2 separate regions of the Mus musculus genome follow, and region 1 is linked to region 2. A link is a contact called in ENCODE Hi-C or POLR2A ChIA-PET data. All regions are on one chromosome and are shown on one strand. Each heading gives the region's core, a stretch centred on a gene start or an enhancer-like site at or near the end of the contact. The rest is flanking DNA. Distances are from core to core; before and after follow the strand shown.

Evidence for each region. Hi-C counts contacts between places; a loop is a spot of excess contacts on that map. ChIA-PET counts read pairs that join two places held with the same protein, here RNA polymerase II (POLR2A).
Region 1: a loop to region 2 is called in a map of left cerebral cortex, with 3 times the contacts of the local background. The contact joins the promoter of Sat2 here to the promoter of Trp53 in region 2. A Hi-C loop is called at or near these places in 17 of 37 maps with a recorded cell type or tissue (Patski, adrenal gland, gastrocnemius and 3 more). POLR2A ChIA-PET finds 5 or more read pairs at or near these places in 5 of 5 experiments (Patski and embryonic stem cell).

What each region holds. Positions count from the first base shown.
Region 1 is chr11:69,619,810-69,625,253 of GRCm38, reverse strand. Sat2 (spermidine/spermine N1-acetyl transferase 2) reads right to left here and starts at 3,202. Exons shown (of 6, transcript NM_026991.3): 1 at 2,922-3,202; 2 at 2,710-2,761; 3 at 2,464-2,547; 4 at 2,293-2,394; 5 at 2,102-2,142; 6 at 1,376-1,763. The coding sequence starts at 2,987. The coding sequence ends at 1,596.
Region 2 is chr11:69,576,618-69,582,251 of GRCm38, reverse strand. It overlaps Trp53 (transformation related protein 53), which reads right to left and starts at 1,893. Exons shown (of 11, transcript NM_011640.3): 1 at 1,737-1,893. It overlaps Wrap53 (WD repeat containing, antisense to Trp53), which reads left to right and starts at 3,003. Exons shown (of 10, transcript NM_144824.3): 1 at 3,003-3,582; 2 at 3,707-3,805; 3 at 4,515-4,626. The coding sequence starts at 3,200.

The DNA.
Region 1 (5,444 bases), core at 1,953-4,452, 42 kb before region 2:
AGATTTCTGAGTTCAAGGCCAGCCTGGTCTACAGAGTGAGTTCCAGGACAGCCAGGGGTACACAGAGAAACCCTGTCTCGAAAAACCAAAAAAAAAAAAAAAGGAAACAAGGGCTGGGGACGCGTATCTCAGTTGTTAGGTTGAATGTCCTCTGTCCCATCCCTAACACCTCCATGAAATGGGCAAGGTGGGAACACCTGCTATCTCCTGCAGAGCATGGAAAGGCCAAGGTTGTTCTTGGCTACACACCAGGAGTGGGAGGTCAGGGTGGGCTTCAAAACAACAAGACAAAAGAGGACTGTAGTGATGGCACACACTTTTAATCCCACACTCTCAAGGCAGAAGAGGTAAATCTGTGAGTTCTAAGCCAGTCTGGTGGTCTACATAAGGAGTTCCAGACCAGCCAGAGCTACATAGTGTAGATAGATCCTGTCTAAAAAAAAAAAAAAGGGCTGGGCAGTGGTGGTACACACCTTTAATCCCAGCACTTGGGAGGCAGAGGCAGGCGGATTTTTTTTTAAAAGATTTATTTATTATTTTATGTAAGTACACTGTAGCTGTCTTCAGACACACCAGAAGAGGGAGTCAGATCTTGTTATGGATGGTTGTGAGCCACCATGTGGTTGCTGGGATTTGAACTCTGGACCTTTGGAAGAGCAGTCAGGTGCTCTTACCCACTGAGCCATCTCACCAGCCTAGCAGGCGGATTTCTGAGTTCCAGGCCAGCCTGGTCCTCAGAGTGAGTTCCAGAACAGTCAGGGCTACACAGAGAAACCCTGTCTCGAAAAAACCAAAAAACAAACAAACAAACAAAACCAACCAACCAAACAAACAAACAAAAAAAAAGAAAGAAAGAGGGAACTGGAAAGATGGCTCAGTGGTTAAAAGCAGACTGCTCCTCCAGAGGTCCTGAGCTTCATTCCCAGTGTTTTAAAGATTTGTTTTGTTTTTTTTTAATTTTTTTTTTTAATGAAACAAGTCTCACTTTCCCTGGTGGGCCCCCAAACCCCTGAGCTGGAGGTTTTTATACTCCCGGCTCCCCAGTACCATGCATCATACCTACCTAGTAGAGGTTGATTAGTCAAGGGGAGGCAATTGCTCCTTCCCAGTGTCCCTTGAAATGCTGACGGCAGCGCACAGTCTGCGGCCTTTATCGCATTAGTCCTAAAATATCTTTGGGTTCCAAAGATGAATGACAAGCTTGATATACCATTGCTTATTCCCTCTTGTTCTTTTTTTTTTTTTTTTTTTTTTTCTAACAGGCTAGAGGCAAGACTAGGGTGCCCAGAGTCCTTGAGGCCTCCATGACCCCTGCCTCTTTGGCTGTCCCAGCCCTCATCAGAACAATGTTCAAATAGAAGGGCTTCAAAATGGCTGCAGCATCACATCCTCTACCCATGAGGGCAAAGCAAGTATTTTATTTGTGGTTCCTAATAAGGCTTCTCCCTCTTCCACTCTTTCTGTACTTCAGGAGTCTGCACCCTGGGAGGCCTCTGGGTGAGCGAGCGTCTGTCTGGGTCAGTGCCTATGGTTATGGTCTTAGGAAAACTTGATATGGTGATCCCAAAGAAGAGGCAGGAGAGAGAGGGCGTAAGTCAGCGTCCTGCCAACTCCCTCATTGCCTCGCCTTCAAATCGAAAGGAGAGCCAGCCTTCCGATTCAGTCAGATCTTGAGCCCCTAGAAATTTGTACAAGTTCACGGCCTTCTTGTTCCAATCCAGAACTGCCAGGCGGAACTGGGAGCAACCCTTATTCAGGGCAACCTGTAGAAGACATACGCTTACTGCACAGGGCTCAAAAACTAATGGCTGGCACACACCTTTAATCCCAGCACCTTTAATTCCTGCAGAGGCAGGCAGACCTCTGAGTTGGAGGCCAGCCTGGTCTACAGAGCAAGTTCTAGGACAATCAGGACTACACAGAGAAACCCTGTCTTGAACAACAAACAATAAAAAGAAAAATCTTTCTCATCCCCCTCATTCAACCTCGACACTCCCACTTACGTGACTGATTGATTGATTGATTGATTGATGGTTTGGCTGACTGGCTGGCTTTCGTTTGGGGGCGGTAACTAGTTTGTAAGCCCCACCCCTTTGCTCACCTCAGCCACCTTTTTGATTATTTTGGTACCAATCCCTTGACCTATAGTGGAGAAAGGGACAGGAAGGACTATTATTTGAGTTGAAAGGGTATCAAAGGAAACTATAATCTGAGGTTGGGGTAATGGGATAGGTCTGAGGACTGTTCATTGGGTCTGTGGGCATTCTGTCCATCCTTAGCCCCAGCCAGTACCCCGATATTGCGGCATCACATAGATGTCTTCCAGATAAACGTTTCGTCCGGTCCATGTGCTATAGATGAAGTAGTACAGCCCATAGCCCACCACAAGGGACCCTGAAAATGAGAGAGAAGAGTGAGGCTTTTGGGAGGAAAAACACGGAGGATAACTGCAGGCTTCCTTACCTTGTGACTCCCCAGGTGCTGGGATAATCTCTGCCACCAAACAGTGAAAGAAAGGGTTCTCTCCAAAGCCATCTGCTCGCAGAGCTATAAAGATTGGAGGTATGACAAAAAAGGCAGAGATGGGCCGGGAAAAACCGGAACTTGGAGTAAAGCCCAGTCCAGTAGTTACGATCTTAGGACTCCATCCTTCCACCCCATCACCCGCCCCCCATCTCAATCAGGACCCAGGTGCACAGCCTCACCCACCTTCTTCACTGATCTTCACCTGATGGGACAGTTTCTCGAACTCTGCCAGTTCCTATAACAGGGGTACCAAAACAACATTAAGGCAGGAAGGTCCTGATCTCTGAGAACAGGGTCCAAAGGTGCACCCTCATTTCTGACTCCCCAACTCCAGCCAAACTGCTCCCAGCCCCCCACCCCCACCCCGCACTGTTTTTCCAAACCGCAGTCTTTACCCGGATCATCCTCATAATGTCTCCACAATCGCTCTCCCTGGCCTCTCGGATTCGCGTGGAAGCCATTCCGAGCCTCACTGTCAAAAATCAAAGATCACAGACAACTCCCACGTTTGCAGAACCGCGGAGGTCTGGTCTCAAAGCTCAGGTCTCAAAGTGCTGGGAGCGAGGGGCAGAAGAAATGCTAGAAGCTTCTAGACAAGATTCTGGCACCAACCGGTCTCAGCTGGGAGGATTAGCCGGCCTGGTGGTCTCTTCTGCCAGAAAAGGCCTTAAATTCTGAGCCCCCTCCGGGCCTCCCTGCAGCCAATCAGCTTGCTGCTTACGACCATTTCCCCACCCCCACCCCCTGGTCCCGCCTCGCCTCGCTGTCCAGTGACTGGACTCTGCGCCGGACTACTTAAGCTTCCTGTTTGTTTGTTTATTTTTTGTATTTTGTATTTTATTTATTTATTTTGGTTTTTCGAGACAGGGTTTCTCTGTGTAGCCTTGGCTATCCAGTCTGTGTCGTACATACCTCAAGCTTAAAAGTCCTCCCCTACCCTGCTTTAGTTAGAGTACACTCCAGTTAGCTGCTTTAGTTTTCACTCTTAGCCGTCTAATCACTGGGGCATCCCCGACCCTGAGGGAGCCCAAGACCCCCGACCGGTTCCTGTAGCTGTCTTTGGTAGTGGAAGCCCTGTGCTATGCCTCTGGCAGCTTTTCCTCCTTCCCTTCTTTGGTTCTAGGCATTAAATCCAGTACTCAGGACATGCTGAAAAAAGCCCTACACTTGATTCCTATAGCTGTTTTGTGGCTCATAATGGTGTCCTCAAAGGGACAGTTGTGTTTTGACGTTTCCTCATTAGGTTCTGTTAACAAATCCCTGTAATTAACAGTAACAGCAGGTCCCTTATTCTTTTTTCTCCTTTATATCTGATAGGGTTTGTTGTTGTTGTTGTTGTTTTGTGGTTTTTTTGTTTGTTTGTTTTTTGTTTTTGAGAGGCTGGCCTCGAACTCAGAAATCCACCTGCCTCTGCCTCCCAAGTGCTAGGATTAAAGGCGTGCGCCACCAAGCCAGGCCTGATAGGGTTTTCAGGGAGTGGAAGATTTTCCTGGATATGTAGCCCAGGCTAGGCTCAAATTTGCTGTGTAGCCAAGGATGATCTAGAACTACTGATTTTCCTGCCTCTACCTCCCCAGTGCTGGGATTATGTATATCACTATATCTGACTTAGCCTCAAACCTTTGATGTTCTGGGCTCAATACCCCTTTGTTCTCCAGTAGCAACTGGGGCTACAATCTTGTGCCACCGTGTCCACCTCTTTTTTTGCTTTGTTTTTGTTTTTGTTTTTTTGAGACAAAGAGTCTCACTCTAACACCCATGCTGGCCTGAAACTCATGATACAGCTGAGGCTCTCCTCAAACTCAAAGCAGCCTCTTATCTCTTACAACTTCTCCAGTGTCAAGTGTTTGGGTTGTCGGTGTGAGCACCACGCCCACTCAGCCTTGAGTTCTTATTTTATTTTCAGTGAGTGAGTGTGCTGTCTGTGCAGTTGTGCTTGCTGGTGCATGCGAATTCTCGGGGAGCAAGAAGTCTAGGTTGAATCTCTTCTTCAGTTACTCTGAGAAAGAGAGAGAGAGAGAGAGAGAGAGAGAGAGAGAAAGAGAGAGAGAGGCCTTCCACCAAGAAGCCTGGAGCTCAGCAGTCAATCCTGCTAGGCAGGCTGGCCTCTGTACCCTCTACTGCTCCATCTTCCCCAGCGCTAGGGTCAAAGGTGTGTGCCACTCAGTCCAGGTGGATTGTAGGTGTGGGCCATCCAAACTTACAGCTTCCTGTTTGCACAGCAAGCTCTCTACTCTGGAGTTCTTTCCCCAACCAAGTCTTGAACTCTGGATCTGAGCCTCAGTAGCTTTGATTACATTCCCTCCCCCCACCTCTACCCCGCTACATCTGTTTTTGTTTGTTTGTTTGTTTGTTTTTGTGTGTGTGGGTATGGAGTGTTTGTGCCTGCACTGTATATATGTCCACCACGTTTGTCTCAGGATCCCTCAGGGGATAGGAGAGGATGTCCATTCCCTAGAACTGTACTTGTGGGTTGCTATGTGGGTTCCGGAAATTGATCCCAAGTCCTCTGCAAGAGCAGCCAGCACTCTCAACTACTGAGCCACCTCTCTAAATCATCTCTCCAACTGCCTTTTATATTTTTATCTATCTATCTATCTATCTATCTATCTATCTATCTATCTATCTATCTATCTACCTACCTACCTACCTATCCATCCATCCATCCATCCATCTATCTATCTATCTTACATATGTATTGGTGTTTTGCCTGCATATCTGTCTGTGTGTGGGTGTTGGGTCCCCAGGAAGTGGAGTTATAGACAGTTGTGAGCTGAGAATTGAACCTGGGTTCTCTGCAAGAGCAGCTAGTGCTCTTAACCACTGAGCCCTCTCTCCAGCTCCATGCTTTTTTTTTTTTTTAATGTGTGTATTTCTAGGCTTAAGAAATGGTTCAGTGGTTAGAAGAAAGCAGTCAG
Region 2 (5,634 bases), core at 644-3,143:
CCCATCCCAGACATTCCCAAACCCCTCTGCAGTAAATTATTCAGAGAAGAGAAACTGGAAGAGCAGGGTAAATATCTTCCAAAGTTGTCTTTATGTAAAAAAAAAAAAAACAAAAAAACCAATTTACATATATCTACATTTGTAAACAAGATGGGGCCTAGGGGCACCTCCTTTTGACTTCGGGTTGGGATCTTTTAACATTCACAAGAGAGTCCTTCACTAAATCCAGTCAAAGAGATTGCAAGAGCAGGGAGGCTATTTGCATAAGAAGGCATCCCTGGACCGCTGTGGCTGTCCAGTCTAACCTTCACAGCTAGGGTTCCCTTCGCGCGTCAAAGTTTAAGTGAAGTCATTTGTATACTTTCTCAATGAACTGGAGGATCTAGTCTTCCTTACGGCTTTACAGCTGAAGCCACGAAAACAAAGTCCCCCCGCCTCCCGGTCTACCTATCATTTATTCTTTAGACCGAAACTAAATCTTCAGATGGACAAAAAAATTTACTTCCCGATCCAAGTGCAGTGTGGAAATAGTATTTTTACAAAAGAAAAAAAGGCACGCACGATGTCTGGTGCGCGATAAGAAACTGTAATGAAATGACCTGTTCTAAAAATTGAAGTGGCGGGGACAGGCATAGCCCACGCCCAGGCAGAGTCCCGCCACCTCCCGCTGGGAAGAACCGGATGGTGCGGGCTGACTGCACTTAGGACCGCCGGGCGCCCGGGGCCCAAGCCCGCCCCTTCCGCTTTCAGGACGCGCGGAATGCGTTAAGCAAGGGAATGGCTCACCCTAAAACCGGATACTCGGTAATTTGCTTTTCCGGCAGGAAGAAACGACCTATCGGCGCACTCTTTTAAATAAACACCTCCTCCTTTGCAAAAGCAATAACCAAGTAATCCAGAAAAATAAGATGTCGAGGACAGCAGTTTTCCTCCTCAAACCACAGAACCAGCCTAGAATCCATTTCTCCCCTTTCGCTACTCCCCCGTCGCCGGGCGAGCAGTGATCTGCTCCGAAAACAAGAAACCGGAAATGCTCCTGCAAGCGGCAGAAACGTAAAGGAGCCAAACAATAACAGGGCCGGCGGGCCTTTCAGACCAAGAGGCTGAGTCGGGCCCCGAGGGCAAATACTTCTGGCTAGCACCGCTAGTGCTTCAGGCTTTTCTTGGATTTTCTTCATCTAGCAGGGTCGAGAAGCGGCTGGAAAAAAAAAGAAATCACTCCAGGGACAAAGGTCCGGAAGTTGCGGGACCTTAGCAGCTAAGGCTCCCCGGATCACCCCGATCTCATCCAGGAACGGAACCCAGGGTTTCATTAGGATGCTATGGGGGGTCTTAAGTCTTAAGCTATGAATCTCGAAAAATCTTAAATCCTGGTGCTTTGTGCATGTTATTTCCGGAGCTTCCATCACCTAGCAGCGGGCAGATAAGTGTGTACAACGCGTAGCGGAGAGAAAACCCCTTAGGCCATCTCAGTGGTCCCTATATGCTCTACTTTGCAGGTGCATGACAGTGAGGCTCGTCGGTCCTAACATCATCATCATCAGCTACCCTCACTACAGCATCTGACATATACACTCCCGTTCATCCCGCCCGCCAAGCTTCCATTCCGCCCATCTCCATCGCGCTGAGTCCCCCCACTGCCCCACCCCCAAACCCCACGGTTTTCTCTAGTTTTATGGATGCAAACGGAGAGAGCCAGTGACCGAGAGGTCTCGTCACGCTCATCAATTACTTACCCAGTCTTCGGAGAAGCGTGACACCCTGCTGGGAAGGAGGAGGATGAGGGCCTGAATGCTAGGTGCCCCCTAACTGTAGTCGCTACCTACAGCCAGGATGGTCCCAATGAACTGAAGCTACAGAACTTTAGCCAGGGTGAGCACGTGGGAGGGGAAAGTCCCAATCCCAGCAACCCCCGCGAGACTCCTGGCACAAAGCTGGATAGTCGCCATAACAAGTAAGGGCAAGTCCTTCCGTGGGTTGAGGGCAAGAAATGGAGGCGGGGACTTGCAGAGTCAGGATTCTCCCTGAGATGTTGCCCTCAGCAGGAACGCTTTGTGAAAAGTCGTCTAAGATATAGAGCTGTGAGGGCAAAATGGGTGGAAACCGATTCGGAGGACTCCTGCCTCTGTGTCAAGTATAAAGAGTGGAAAGAATTAAGTTTTTATCGTAAGTGGACCGCCACTGTTCTGAGCTCTGTGCTCTTTCCTATCCAGCTAGATAGTCATAGCCATCTTTTTGGATTTTTAAGACAGAGTCTTTGTAGCCAAGGCTGGCCTGGAATTCGCGGCCGTCTTCCTGCTTTAGGCCTTCCAAGTACAGGGATGAACCAACACGGGCCCCTAAGTTCTTTTTCCCCTCATTAGCTAAAATGTCACTTTAGAAAGGCTTTTCATAGTATCTCAATCTAACGTGTTCTCCGAGATACTTGGTATCGCACCACCGTGTTTAATTTCCTGTACAGTCCTTATCACTCTCTGTAAAGACTGTTTTCACAGCCTTTAATTGCACAGCAACGAAAACTTTATGGAGATTAAGAACTAGAAAACATTGCTATTTTTTTCCCAATGCCTTGTATAGTCCTGGGTTAGGCAGTAAGAACTTGATAATAAATGTCGAATGAATGAAGGGAGGGCGGGGGAGAAAGGGAAAGAGAGGAACAAGAAGGGGGGAGAGATGGGGAGAAAGGAAACCTGAGGTTACGGGATTCAAAACAAGATAGTCAAGAGGGGCAAAAACTGTAGAAATTATGCGCCCTCTGCAGGCCAGGGAGGATAGGCGCTTTAAGAATTACCCCCAGGGGACGGTAGGGGGCGCTCGTGTAGTTTTCGCCAAGGCCCAGAGTTCAGACTACAACTCCCAGAAACCTCTAGGAATTCTCCAGCGCTTGAGGTGTAGGCAAAGTCGTTCCTTCCCGCCTTCCCGCTCGGAATCGGAGGAGGATGCGGAGAGCCTATCGGAAGGTGGCCCGACTCCCGCGAGAGCAAGAAGCCCTGGCGGCGCCTAGCGACCCTAGGCGCTTGGCTTTGGACACTCGTTCCCTGGTGATTGCTTTAGGTTCGGCTTACATTTTCCGGAAGAGGAAAGCGGACTCCGGTCTCTGAGCATCCCTGGGAACGGTAATGCACTCTAGCCTCGGCAGCTGGTAGCCGGCTCAGCGAGACTTGCCCGACCTCTGCCTTCCGGGGGCTTACTCTACAGAATGAAGACGTCGGAGGAGCGACTCTTAGCTCCGGATAGCCTCCCTCCTGACCTGGCCCCAGCTCCGGTACCCCAAGGTTCCCCAGCGGAGAAAAATACAGACTTTGAACCGGTGCCTCCGCCATGCGGTGGTGATGACCAACCCCAGCTAGCCACAGATCCCGTGGCTAGCTTGGTTGTGTCCCAGGAGCTTCAACAAGGGGACTCTGTACCTCTGGAAGTAGAATTTAATACTTCCAGTGAGTTGAGTCCTGGAATCGAGGAGCAAGATGTTTCTGAACATGCGAGTCTTCCCGGAGAAGAAACGAATCTCCCCGAGTTGGAGTCAGGAGAAGCCACGGAAGGTGTGTCTGAGGAACGCGCTGAAGTGGATGAGGGGGACACGTAAGTGACACTGGAATCTGAGGAGCCTGGACCTGTGAGAACGACAGCCACCGGTCCTCAGCACCATTTTATTTCCATTTTGCTCTGACGACCCACGTTTGCTGTTTCTCCATCTCCTTTCCAGCTTTTGGACCTACAGCTTCTCGCAGGTACCCCGATACCTCAGTGGTTCCTGGTCCGAGTTCAGCACCCGCTCCGAGAACTTCTTGAAAGGTTGCAAGTGGTAAGTACGATGGGCAAGGAGATGGCCATCTTCAGGAGTTTCCCCTTAAAACTTAACCACACATACTTGGCCCCTTTCGGTGGGACGACAGTCTTGTAATCTCAACTGTTGGGAAATGGAGGCCTGGTTTGTCCACAGAGTGAGACCCTGTCTTAAAATAAAAACAGTAACAAAGTTGGGCGCATGCCTTTAATCTCAGCACTCTGGGGGAAGAAGCAGGCAGATGTGTGAGTTCCAGGCAAACATGGACCATGGGTCCAGTTCTAGGACAGCCAGGGCTACTTAGAGAATCTGTCTTGAGGGAAAGCAAAACAAAACAAAAGCTAAAATCAACCCCAGGGTTTCTAGAAGTTGCTAGGGAGCAATAGACTACGGGTGATACCGAGGTTAAGGTTTTCCCTGCCCTTCCCCTGTGGATGCGTACTGCCGTGTATCGTATTGTGGATTTACCTCAGAGTGGCCAGCATCCTGGTCCTTTTTTGCTTTATTTTGAGATAGGGTCAAGTTGCCCAGACTGGCCTGGAGGTTGGTTCTCTGCCTCAGCCTCTCCAGGAGCTGGGCTTACAGATGTGTGCCACCACTCTCTGCACGAGCTTGTTTCCCTAGAGCCGGGTGTCTTCTCAGGGACTCAGAGGCTAGCCATGGCCCTCGCACTACAACCTTGAAATCGCAGCTCTGTTTGGGTTTTCTAATTTTCCTGTATTTTCAGGGCCCCTGACGGTTCCTGTATCTTGACCAATAGTGCTGATAATGTCCTTCGGATTTACAACCTGCCCCCAGAATTGTACAGTGAACAAGAGCAGGTGGATTACGCCGAAATGGTAAGGGTAGGGGCCTTTGCCAGCCCTTGCACTTTAGAGCCCTCCCTGCAAGTGAAAACTGTGTGTCCATGCGTCACCTGTTGACAGACAGGATTTTCCCTCACTATATACATCATTTTCTGCCTTGAATTATGAAGTCATTTAAAGACTAGTCAGGAGCCGGTGTTTTCTGTGACATTGTGTGTTTCTAGAATGATTTTTTTCAAATGGTGCTGGGGAAGTAGCTCAGTAGAGTGCTAGCATAGCATTACACGCGAAGCCCATGTTTGAGCCCCCACACTGCATAGACTGCTGTGCTGCCTCACTGGTAACCACAGCTCCCCAGAGGTGGAGAAGAGGTAAATTCAAGGCCATCCTCAACTGCAGGACGCTAGAACCCTGCGTTGGGCTTGTGTAGACATGAACCATGACTGAAGACCCCTGTGTTGGGCTTGTGTAGACATGAACCATGACTGAAGAGCTGGTTGTGTTTTTTGGGGGCAGTGTGCAAATGCATATCAATAAGTAAGGTTATTACACGGCCTAACAAATGCTCTCAAAGCCCTTACCTCAGCCTGTGGCGAGCTACAGTGCACCCGAGCAGTGCTGTGAGACTCCATATCCGTTTGCTCTCTCCCTCTTTTCCTTTAACCCCAGCGCTTGGAAGACAGAGTTTCCAGATCTCTGGAGTTTGAGGATGACCTGGTCTACTGAGGGAATTCCAGGACAGCTAGAGCTATATGGAAAAACAAACAAACAAACAAACAAACAAACCGTGTTTTGAAATAACCAAACCAAGTTTTTTTTTTTTTTTTTTTAAAGTGTGTGAGTGTGTGTGTGTGTGGGGGGGGTGTGCTTCAGAGCTGAGGGGGGTGGTCTTCGGGTGTCAGGCAGGCAAGAGAACGTCAGGTGAGAATGAAAACTTGGTTCAGACTGGCTTCCATCAAGGTAGATCAGGATGCTAGGGAGGCTGATCTCAGGCAGTGAATGCAGTATAATTGGAAAACGTTTCCTGGTGTAATGCAATCT